2 separate regions of the Homo sapiens genome follow, and region 1 is linked to region 2. A link is a contact called in ENCODE Hi-C or POLR2A ChIA-PET data. All regions are on one chromosome and are shown on one strand. Each heading gives the region's core, a stretch centred on a gene start or an enhancer-like site at or near the end of the contact. The rest is flanking DNA. Distances are from core to core; before and after follow the strand shown. Region 1 overlaps ATXN7L1 (ataxin 7 like 1). Region 2 overlaps ATXN7L1 (ataxin 7 like 1).

Evidence for each region. A loop is a pair of places that touch in the nucleus more often than their neighbours do. ChIA-PET counts read pairs that join two places held with the same protein, here RNA polymerase II (POLR2A). Pooled maps may share reads with other maps.
Region 1: a loop to region 2 is called in a pooled map, with 3 times the contacts of the local background. The contact joins two enhancer-like sites. A Hi-C loop is called at or near these places in 1 of 37 single-sample maps with no recorded cell type and 5 of 50 pooled maps. POLR2A ChIA-PET finds 5 or more read pairs at or near these places in 5 of 52 experiments (H1, OCI-LY7, PC-3 and 2 more).

The regions. Positions count from the first base shown.
Region 1 is chr7:105,648,323-105,653,239 of GRCh38, reverse strand. The region is part of intron 4 of ATXN7L1 (ataxin 7 like 1); the gene reads left to right. Among named protein-coding and RNA genes, the nearest start is that of EFCAB10, 69 kb to the right of the region's middle. RefSeq lists enhancers at 1-560, 3,859-4,917. Within about 2 kb of position 3,284, at least 5 of the 41 ENCODE cell types and tissues checked have a DNase peak (open chromatin) inside an H3K27ac peak, as active enhancers do; they include PC-3, where a contact is called at or near this core.
Region 2 is chr7:105,846,192-105,851,271 of GRCh38, reverse strand. All of the region lies in intron 2 of ATXN7L1 (ataxin 7 like 1), which reads left to right. Among named protein-coding and RNA genes, the nearest start is that of ATXN7L1, 28 kb to the left of the region's middle. Within about 2 kb of position 1,716, at least 7 of the 41 ENCODE cell types and tissues checked have a DNase peak (open chromatin) inside an H3K27ac peak, as active enhancers do; they include PC-3, where a contact is called at or near this core.

The sequences.
Region 1 (4,917 bases), core at 2,035-4,534, 200 kb after region 2:
CTGACCTCAAGTGATCCACCCACCTCAGCCTCCCAAAGTGCTGGGATGAGCCACCATGCCCGGCCTGATATTGCTAACATAGAGATTAAAAAAGAAAAAGTCTATTTAATTTGGAACAAAGAATATCCTGAGTTTGCTGTAGGTCAGTGTGAAGATAAACTTTTTTTTTTAATATGGCAAAAATGCCATTCAGAATAAACCCTTGAGGGTTTAAAAAGAAAATGTGCTTTGTTTTCTGGATGGAGGTGGTTCAGGTGCAAGGCTGCCTGCCCAGAACCGGATTCTAATACAAAAAAGGAAAAAGCAGAGTGAGTGAGTGATGCCTGGGGGAGGGAAGGTGCTCCTGAGGGCTTTTCCTCTGGCAGGAAACTGGGAGCAGCAGGTGTCAGGGTACCTGGCCAGAAGCTGGAGCACTGATAAGTAGCCTGGGATGCTTTGCCATTTCCTCATCTTTCAGCGTGCTCAGAAAAAGCTTCTTGAAGGCCAAAGGCTTAGGATGGGAGCCCAGGGTCTCTGCTCAAGGTGCCAGCTCCCAGCCTTCCTGGCAGGGGGATGGAGGGTGTTCTGTAAGGAGTTGCCCTGTCTCCCCTTGGGTCAGGGTTTCCTCCAGGACTGTTGGGAAACAGTAACTGTCTGGGCTGTACTGGCTGGAAGGCACTGCAGAGCAGCCTACAGCTCGAACAGCAGGAACCAATGACCTCTGGTGGCTGCCGAGGGGAGTGCTCCCGCTTGTTGCTCCTGAGCGGAGCCTGTTCTGGGCCAGTGCTGGGGACAGGGTGCTTGGGGCTCTGCCTCACCCTGCACCAGCGCTCCCTGCAGAATCAAATTGCCTCCTAATCTCTACGTTCTCAATTCCTGCCCTCCCAGGCTCTGATACCATTTCCTTATTGATGTGAATTTCAATGGCCATTCATTGGAATTGTGTGGCTCTTCGTTCTCATTTGCAGAGGAAAGGCACTGAGCAGGTGCAGTTGATTAGGTCTAGGGTTATCCTTAAAACGCTCCTGGACTCCCTGCCCAAGGCTACACTGCTGCAGACACAGCTGGTCCCAAAGGCAGCCTGTGCAGCATCCTATGCCCTACTGCATGAGGGCTCGATTTTTCCTTTTTTATCTTCTCCTCTTCTCTGACTTGCTGACTTGTTCACAGTCCTAGGGCACTAGGACTCCCCAGGAATGTCAGGACACTTAGCACTCCTTATTCTCCCAGCAGGTTTGGAGACCACCTTCTGAGCTCCATGCCCTGGGAAGCCATGAATAACAGAAGTACAAGAGAGACTAACAGACCAGCAGGGAGACATGCGCTGGGGCCTCCTGCTTCCAGAAAATTGGAGCAGCCTAGAGGGGGGCTTATAGAGTTATTTCTCTGGGAGGCATCTTAGAACCAGCAGAGAGCCCCAATGCCTAACATACTTCAGGATTGCAGGAGACAACATGTTTGTGCATGAGGAGGCTGGAGTTCCTCCTTACTCCTCTTCCAGAATGTCCTATACAGATGGGACCTTTAACCACTAGTCCAGGCTTAAGCAGTGCCTAGAATACTAGAGATGGAGAAGCAGGTGGGCTTGTGAAGTAGGGCTGACAGGTCCTGGAAAAGGGCCATTGAATCTGGCCCCACCTCGTTCTGCTTTTCTTCCTCACTGCCTCACCCAGAAGGAGTCCTCTACTCTGCATGAATGTGGAAGGCTGCTGCTCCCACCCTCTGCTGGTGCTTCTGCCTCCACCCTGTCCACCCCTCCTTCCACGGTGGGACCAGAAGGGACTAAGGAAGCAGAAGTTTTCTGATGGTGACCATGATTTGCACCCCACATATATACCTTTCAAGTATCGGTGGATGAGAGCAGATGCTGGGATCCTCTGTGCCCTTTTGGTTTAGTTAGAGTTTATTGAGAGTCTGCTATGTGCCTGGCACTATGCTAAGCACTTGGTATCTACTACCTCATTTAATCACTTCAAATATCTCTTATTATCTTCATTTGACTGATAAGGAAACTGAGGCATGGAGCCAGGAAGGCCTGAGATAAGTTAGGCAGGGCAGCCACATATGTTTGTGTGGGCTTTGCACTGCATGAGACCACCCCACCAAGGCAGGACTGAAACCAGCACTCACTCCTTGCCAGGCCAGGTGTCCTCTTTCTCATTCTTAGAGTCCTGATAAGCTCACTGAGGCTCTGAAACCGGGTAGCCAGAAGGCTGTGATACCGTAATGCATCCAGCAACAGAAAAGGCAGGATTTGAGTCTAGGTTGGTCTGATTTGAAAGCCTATATTTCTAAGCCTTATCTAAGCCTTATAAACTATCTTCCAACACTCCACATTCTATAAATTTGCCAGAATATTGACAAGGCACAGACCTTCAATTCAGTCATACTTGTTCTCCCTGATTTTATTTGATTTGCTTCTGGCCATTTTTACAATTCTTCCAAGTCAGCTTGTTCATTTTTCCTCCCACCTAACTGACTCAGGAGGAAATCTCACATCATTGTTCTCAGCAGCTAATCATCTCTTAACCCAATTGAGGAGCAAAGTCTTGGCCCATCATCCAAGTCACTGATGAAGACACTATGACCTTCTTGGCCGGCAGTGGGTCCCTGTCGAGCTCTGCATGGTATCACTCTAGGCTGAAATTGAGCCCTGCTAACCCATTTTTCTTTTGTCTCTGCTGCCAGGACCACTCACCTGGTAACTGTGTGGTCTGACCACATTTCCCCAGTTTACTGAAGGTGTGTTATGTGGGAGAGAATCCAAAACTGTGCAAAGGCCAGGAGAGATTAGACACTATGCTTCCTCTCTAACCACCAGGCCTGACACTCAGCCACAGAATAATGTTAGATTTATCTGGCAGATATTCTTATTTACCATGCTCTGTGGTTGAATACCTGTTTTCTGTTTGCTAAAGGTGTTTACAGACAGGCTTTCTGAAAGTTTTCCCAATATTTTTCCAGACACACCGCAAAAATACCATTTATTCACTTGTCAGGATTTATGCAGTATCAACTGTATCTGTCATACCACGGTAGTAGGACTTTGTGTCTCTGTTATTTACCCTGATTCTTAGTGATTGCCTGCCCCTCAGACTTCTAGAATCTCCCAAGTACTTCTTCAACTTAAAGAATTTAGATTGGATATAAATAATTTCCTCATAGTAGCTGCCAAAATACATCCAAGAGAGCCAAATTGAATTCCTTCTCCAAGGGCATTTTAAAAGAGGGTAAATTCCTTTTTATTGGGGATGACTTAATGCTATCACTGCTTGGAAGCCAAGAGGCTGGGTGATATGGCCCTTCTAAGGCTCTGCCAGTGAGTCAGAGATTCTCAAAATTCTGCCAGGCCAGCAGCATAAGCACATAGGCTTTTGTCGAAGGAATTGGTGGAGGAAATCAGACAGCTGAGAACTCTCATCACACACAAAACCCACAGCACAAATACCATATGTCTTCAGGCTCCTGCCTGTCAAATTCATCTTTACCGTGCTCTGGTAAGTGAAGAAGGGCTGGCAATAATTTCTGCAGACCTAGAGACATTCAGAACCATTCTCTTAAGGCATTTCTGTTGATAATCAAAGAATATAGATCATGATCACCAGGAAAGCGTAGCTGGCAGGTGGGCAGCTGGCCCTGCGGCACATTGGTGGCTCTTGCAATGGCACCGTCATGAGTCTCCACCTCTGTTCTTTTGCAGACATCACTGGGCAGGGAGGGGAATCTACTTGATGCCAAGAGAACCATGTTTCTTAAAGCCAGAGGACCCGCCTTGATCTAGAAAGATAAATTCAGACAGGCCAAGCACAAAGGAAGAAGACGTGGGCAACTAAAGCAGCACAAAAGAAACAGAGGTAGATATCGCCCCCACGTAGCAAGGGGGATGAGGGAGGGTGTTCTCGGCATTGGGTTTCTTTCCCAGGACCGAGACAGAGGTACAGAGATGATGAGGAGAGAACTACTCCCAGCATATTAGACACAGCAGGGGAACAGGCTGCAGCCCTGAGCTCTCTGAAAGAGTTCATCCCAAGTGAACAAAACAGGCATTATGAAAGCAGCAGGGGAAGAGTGGAGACTCATCTTTCCCTTTCAAACACTGCTCCACAAAGAAAGGACAATCGTGAGTTGATAAATGCAACTAATTGTGCGACTTTGGGAAGTGTGCACATGCATCCTTTAGACTGAAGGGAAAGGAACTTTGAAGGGCTTTGGCTAAGCTCGGGGGTAACTGCCAGGCTTGTTTGTCACCTAAGCAAACAGTGTAATAAATTGCTGAGTCACCCATCAGGCTATTGCCAACTCACCACCCCCTCCCAGGTCTCACCACCTGCACATGGAGGTGTTTGCGTTACTGTGATTAGACACAAAGAAGATGGGAGATGCCCATACTGTGAAAGCAGGGGTTAGAACCTTTTGGATTCTTTCCAAATGGAAAAAAAAGTCCAACCTGTCATTCAGGGTCCACAGCCATCTGGAAGGGGCGTGCCCAAGGCTGGGACACTTTCCTGGCTGGGGAAGGTGACAGCAGAGGAAGTGAGGGGGATGCACACGGGGCCAGTGAGAGGAAGCAGAGGACAATTCCGAGACACTGGCTTCCCTGTGACTGCACTGTGGCTGCAGCATAGGCACACGCGGGATCTGTGTGTATGGGAGGTGGGGGGTGGGGCTCTTAATAGGCTCTTATGTCAGCTGAATGTTTTTGCTCAAAAAGCATCATCTCTGGGATTGGCTTTCCAGATTCTGTGGCACTATCCTGTGACCGTTTCCTCCTTTGCTTTCTCAGTTCAGGACTTTGGGGCTGTTGCCAGCTGTAGTAAAGAAAGGCTGGCCCGATGGCTAGCGTGTATACTGGGGAAGAGGATGGCAAGGTCAAATGCCTTTCCCACCATCACTCAGCTGCCTGCTTCTGTGTCTTCTCAGTCCAGGCCAAGGCAGGTT
Region 2 (5,080 bases), core at 467-2,966:
ACTTTAGGCTAGCTACCTTGCCTCTCTGTTCCTCTGCTTGCTCATTTGGACAACAGGACCAGACCTAGGAAGATTAGGGATAAGTCACCAGCTGCCATCCTATAGATGGTCAGAAAAATGGTAGCTGGTATTATTGCCTGGAGGAGAGGGCAGGTCTGAGAAATCCAGTGGTTTCCCTGGGTTAGTTTCAGGGTTGTAAATCATTGTGGGATACACATAAAAAACGAGCCAGAATTTGAGAGCAAGGGGAGGGAGGTGTTGTGGGAAGTTGAGTTTGGAAGTGTCTAGGTGAAGAGGTAAGTTATAAGGAAGCGGGGCAGCAGGAAGGAATAAGAACTGAAGTGACATATCCTGGGGGCAGAGATGGCTTTCTGCCCCTTTTGATATTGACTTTCATTATCTCTGAGATCTGTCTGTATCTTGTCCTCCAGCTCAGCCTACACACCAGGGCCCCCACTGAGGGCATTTGCAGAGTCTGGGGAGATGGGAAACCGGGAGCTCCTGAGAGGGACTCTCTTGCAGGCAAGTGAGGATCACTTTCCAAACAGGCAGGCCATATGGAGCATGGGTACCCCTTCTGTGCAGAAGGAGACACCACAGTGTCTTGCAGCAGAAGCCCATGCTCGCTCTGTGCTCGTTCTTCAGGAGGCACAGGGATCAGTGCTAGGCCTCTTAAGTCAGAGAGATCTGGGTTCAGCACAGAGGAAAGTCCTATAACCTCTCACAGCCTTATTTTTCCCATCTGCTTAATGGGATATCACAGGTAGCTCATAGGGTTGTTGGCAAAGTTGAAGGAAGTGAACACACAGCATTTAGCTCAATGCATGGCCCATGGGAAATGCGCAGTGAACATTTCCTTTGGTTGCCATTGAGTAGCCCCTGGAACAGAGGACTAGGGGGTGTCCTTCAGGATGAGCTTCCTCATGGTCCTCTCCTGTGGGAACAGTGTGCTGGTGAAGGCTGTATTCCCGATGCCATGGGGCATGACAGGCATGAGGAAATGACATCTGGAAATGGTCCTTAAACCAGGGCCCTAGGCAGGGAGCCAGGAGTGTGCAAACGTGGTGGCACATCTTTCAGAATGTCAGTTCAACTCTAATTCTACAGGAAAGTATTTTTTTATCATTATATTTCATCAACTCTAAGATGCCATTTATCAGAAAATACATTGTTATTTTATGTAACACTGAGAAAAAGCACTGCCAATTAAACTACAGCCACTGTGGATTCTAAGACATCCTGATTTTAAAGATGTTACAATGGAAGTGGGGGTGAGTGCAGCTTAGAATTAATAAAATACAGTAGGGCAAAAATAGAGTATCAAGGAAAATTTGCATTAATTTTTAAGATAAAGCATGAAATTTGAAGAGTCACAGAAAGCTCTTGTGGTAGCCTCAGAAGGTGCAGGTATGTGTGAACTTGCCAGCCCATCAGGGCAACTCTGTTTAAAGAGCTGAGAGCAGCTGGGGCTTAATCTGCCTCTAAGTTCAGATGGGAAGCAGGAGGGAAGGAAGTGGCCCAGACTTCAGAGCACCCATTGTCATTCAGGGGCCTGAACATCCTCAGGGAGCCCCAGTGACCTCAGGGCCCCTGGTGAATCATTTGTGTTCACTTCACTTAGAAGGAAAATCAACATACAGCACTTTCAGGAGGAGAAGAGGTGTCATGAAACCAAGCAAACAATGGCTACACCTCCAAGAGGGTGGGAAACCACAGGACGGCACCACCCTGTAAGAGAGGCAGCTTCCTGTGACTTGTTGTCTTTCAGTACAGCCTGCATGACCCATGAGCAGCACATCTTCTAGCGGGGGCCCAGCCCTGGTGTTTTGGTGTTTGGGTGGAGATTCAGGGAGAAAACCAGGCTTGACCCTCTTGCCCTTAAGAATTCCTGCGCATCTCAGGTCTGTCAGAAGGGATCTGGTTACACTAACTTCTTGCCAGAGCCCTCCCCACCTGCATATCACTACGTAGGGACGGACTCTGGGCAGTTGTGGTGTTGTCAAGGAGTGACGCCCTGGTGTGGTGACCAGCCTTCTGCCACCTCCTTGGCAGGGAAGTGAAATCACACCTCCAAGCCCTGTTGAGATTGTCCATCTCCTCTCAGGCCAGTGGTGATGGCCTGTCCCCTCTGATGGACTAATAATAGGGTGGTGATAATGGTGCAATAATGGTCAAATTCAGTGGAGCAGTTTTATTTTCAGACTGCTGTGTCGTGGGGTTAGGAGTGGAGGATAAGCCTTAGGTCATGGGACTTGCAGGTGGAGGAATGGAGGTGAGGAGACCAAGTGATCCACTGGGGTGATAGCTAGTGGCAGACCTGAGTCTAGAGCCATGCAGTGCAGGGAGAGGGCCCAGAGAGGAGCAGAAAGCAGTGACCCAGCCCTGAGAACACACTCTGGGCTGGCAGGCTGAGGGAACTGGAGGCTAGAAGAATAGTCACTGGGCCGAGGAGCAGCATGCTCTAGGCTGGGTGCACGGAGCTGCAATCATGGAGGGCCTGGACCTCCATGAGTAGATTTATTTAATGATGCTTTTTCTTCATGCAAAAGTGATATGTGATCACTGTAGAAGATGCACATCAACAAAAGAAGAAAAAAGCTAGCCTATACCCCTGTCATCTGGAATTAACCAGTGCTGACCTTTTGTTTGTTTCCTGTAACTTACAAAAATGGGATAATTTTGTATTATGTTGATTATGGTGAGTACCTTTCCTAGTTATTAAGTATTCCATTGTAAATGTATTTCATAATTTATTTAACTAATTCCCTGTCATTGGATATATTGGTTGTTTTCAGGTTCTCATTATTAAAAATAATATTGCAATCAAATGAATATCCTTGTAGCTAAATTTTTGCACACATTCATGATTATTTCTAAAGCATAAATTCTTAGAAGTGGAATGCTGAGTCTAAGAGTGTGCTGTTTTTGAGGCTTTTGATACTCATTGCTAAATTGCCCTCTAGAAATATTGTTCCAATTAATACTCCCATCAGGAGTGTATGAGAGTGGCTGTTTTCCCAACTCTGGCCAATATCTCACCAAAGATTGTCAGATATTTGATGATTTAATAAGTTCAAATGTTATCTTATTTTAGTTTTCATTCTTATGATTACTAATAAGGTTGAACATTTCGTTAGCTTTGTGTATGTTCTTATATGAGTTGCTTTTTCATGGTTTTTGCTTAATTTTCCATTGGCCTATTAATCTTTTTTCCCATTGTTTTCTAAGAGCCCTCTATAGATTAAGGCTAACTTACCCATGTCTGTCATATTTGGATCACATGAGTTTTAGGAAATCTTAATGCTCAAACATTTTCTATCCAATCTTGCCTATAGGACCAAAGTAGCTAGGAAAATAGAAATTTCCAGATAATTCTCAAACCACATGGCAGGTGTTACTGAATGCTGGCAGGGGCCATTTCGTATGAATAGTTATGCTGACAAGACAGTACTAATAATAAAAACTACCATTTACTGAACAACTATTATATGCCAGGCACTTTTCATATATATTAGCCTTTCAGTCTTATCACCCTGCAAAGAGCCGAGTAAACTGGGGCAGAGAAAAATTAAGAAGCTCTTTTAAGATCACACAGCTAATAAGTGGCAGAGCCAGGATTTGAACCTGGATCTGTTCATCTCTACCACCCATGTACTTTCTACTGTCCTGAGCTCTTGTTCTTGGGGTAAACAATAGTTTTACAGTTTAGGTCTTCCTTAGCACCATCCACATCTGGACCTGTTGGTTGGCTCTAGAAGAGTCAACCCTGCCCTGATTTTACCTGCCCTTGCTGCTGTACATTATTTCTCAGCTGGACCTGTTCTCTAGGCTTCCAGCCTGCATGCTTTCTCCTTGTTGCTAGAGGTCCTGTCTGACTGTTTTGCTACTGATAAAGAAGCCCAAAAGATACCAGGATATGATTTCTCTCTCAAATTTCAGGATCAAAAGTTAAAACTAGATCCATCCAGTCCTTAATCTAGTGGCCAACTCCCAATGTTCTCACCCATCAAGCCAAGAAGTGAGTTGGAGTGCACATGGTAACTGGTCTTCAGAGGTGCCTTTTCAGGGAACACGCCTCCCATGTAGTCTCTTCTCTGTGACGCTTGGCTCACCCTGTGACACACTTTATGTATGTGTTTTAATAATTGCCATTAAGATATAATTCATATGCCACAAAATTCACTCCTTTAAAGTTGTTTTTGGTATTAATATATTCACAAGTGGTACAACCAACACCACTATCTCATTCCAGAACATATCTGTTAGTCCCGAAAGAAACCTTGTACCCATTAGCAGTTGCTGACCATTCCCTCCTCCCCTCAGTCCCTGGCAACTACGAATCAACTTTCTGTCTCTATGGATTGCCCAGTTCTGAACATTTCGTATAAATGGAATTATATAATATGTGGCCTTTTATGTGTGGCTTCTTTCACTTAGCATAATGTTTCAGGGTTCATTCATGTGGTAGCAGGTATCAATACCTCATTCCTTTTTGTAGCTGAACAGTATTCCACTGTAGGATATGCTACATTCTGTCTATTCATTTACCAGTTGATGGACATTTGGATTATTTTTACCTTCTGGCTATTTTGAATTGTGCTGCTGTGAGCATGTGTATAAGTTTTTGTGGACATATGTTTTCTCTTGGGTATATACCTAGGAGTGAAATTGCTGAATCATATGGTAACTCCATGCTTAATTTTTTGAAGAACTGTGAAACTGTTTTCTAAAGCAGCCGCACCATTTTAAATTCCCACCAACAATGTATGAGGGTTCTAATTTCTCTATATCCTTACCAACATTTGTTATTATCAGTCTTTTTTATCATGGCCATCTTAGTGGGTTTTAAGTGGTATTTCATTGTGGTTTTGATTTGCATTTTCCTGATGACTACATGATGTTGACCATCTTTTAATGTGCTTGATGGCACCTATTGGCCATTTTTACAAATTTTATTTCTTTTAGAGACAGGGTCTCGCTGTGTTGCCGACGGTGGCTTCAATCTCCTAGGCTCAAGCGATCCTCCCACCTTAGCATCCCTAATAGCTATTAGATTATTTCTCTTTAAGTTTTAAGAATT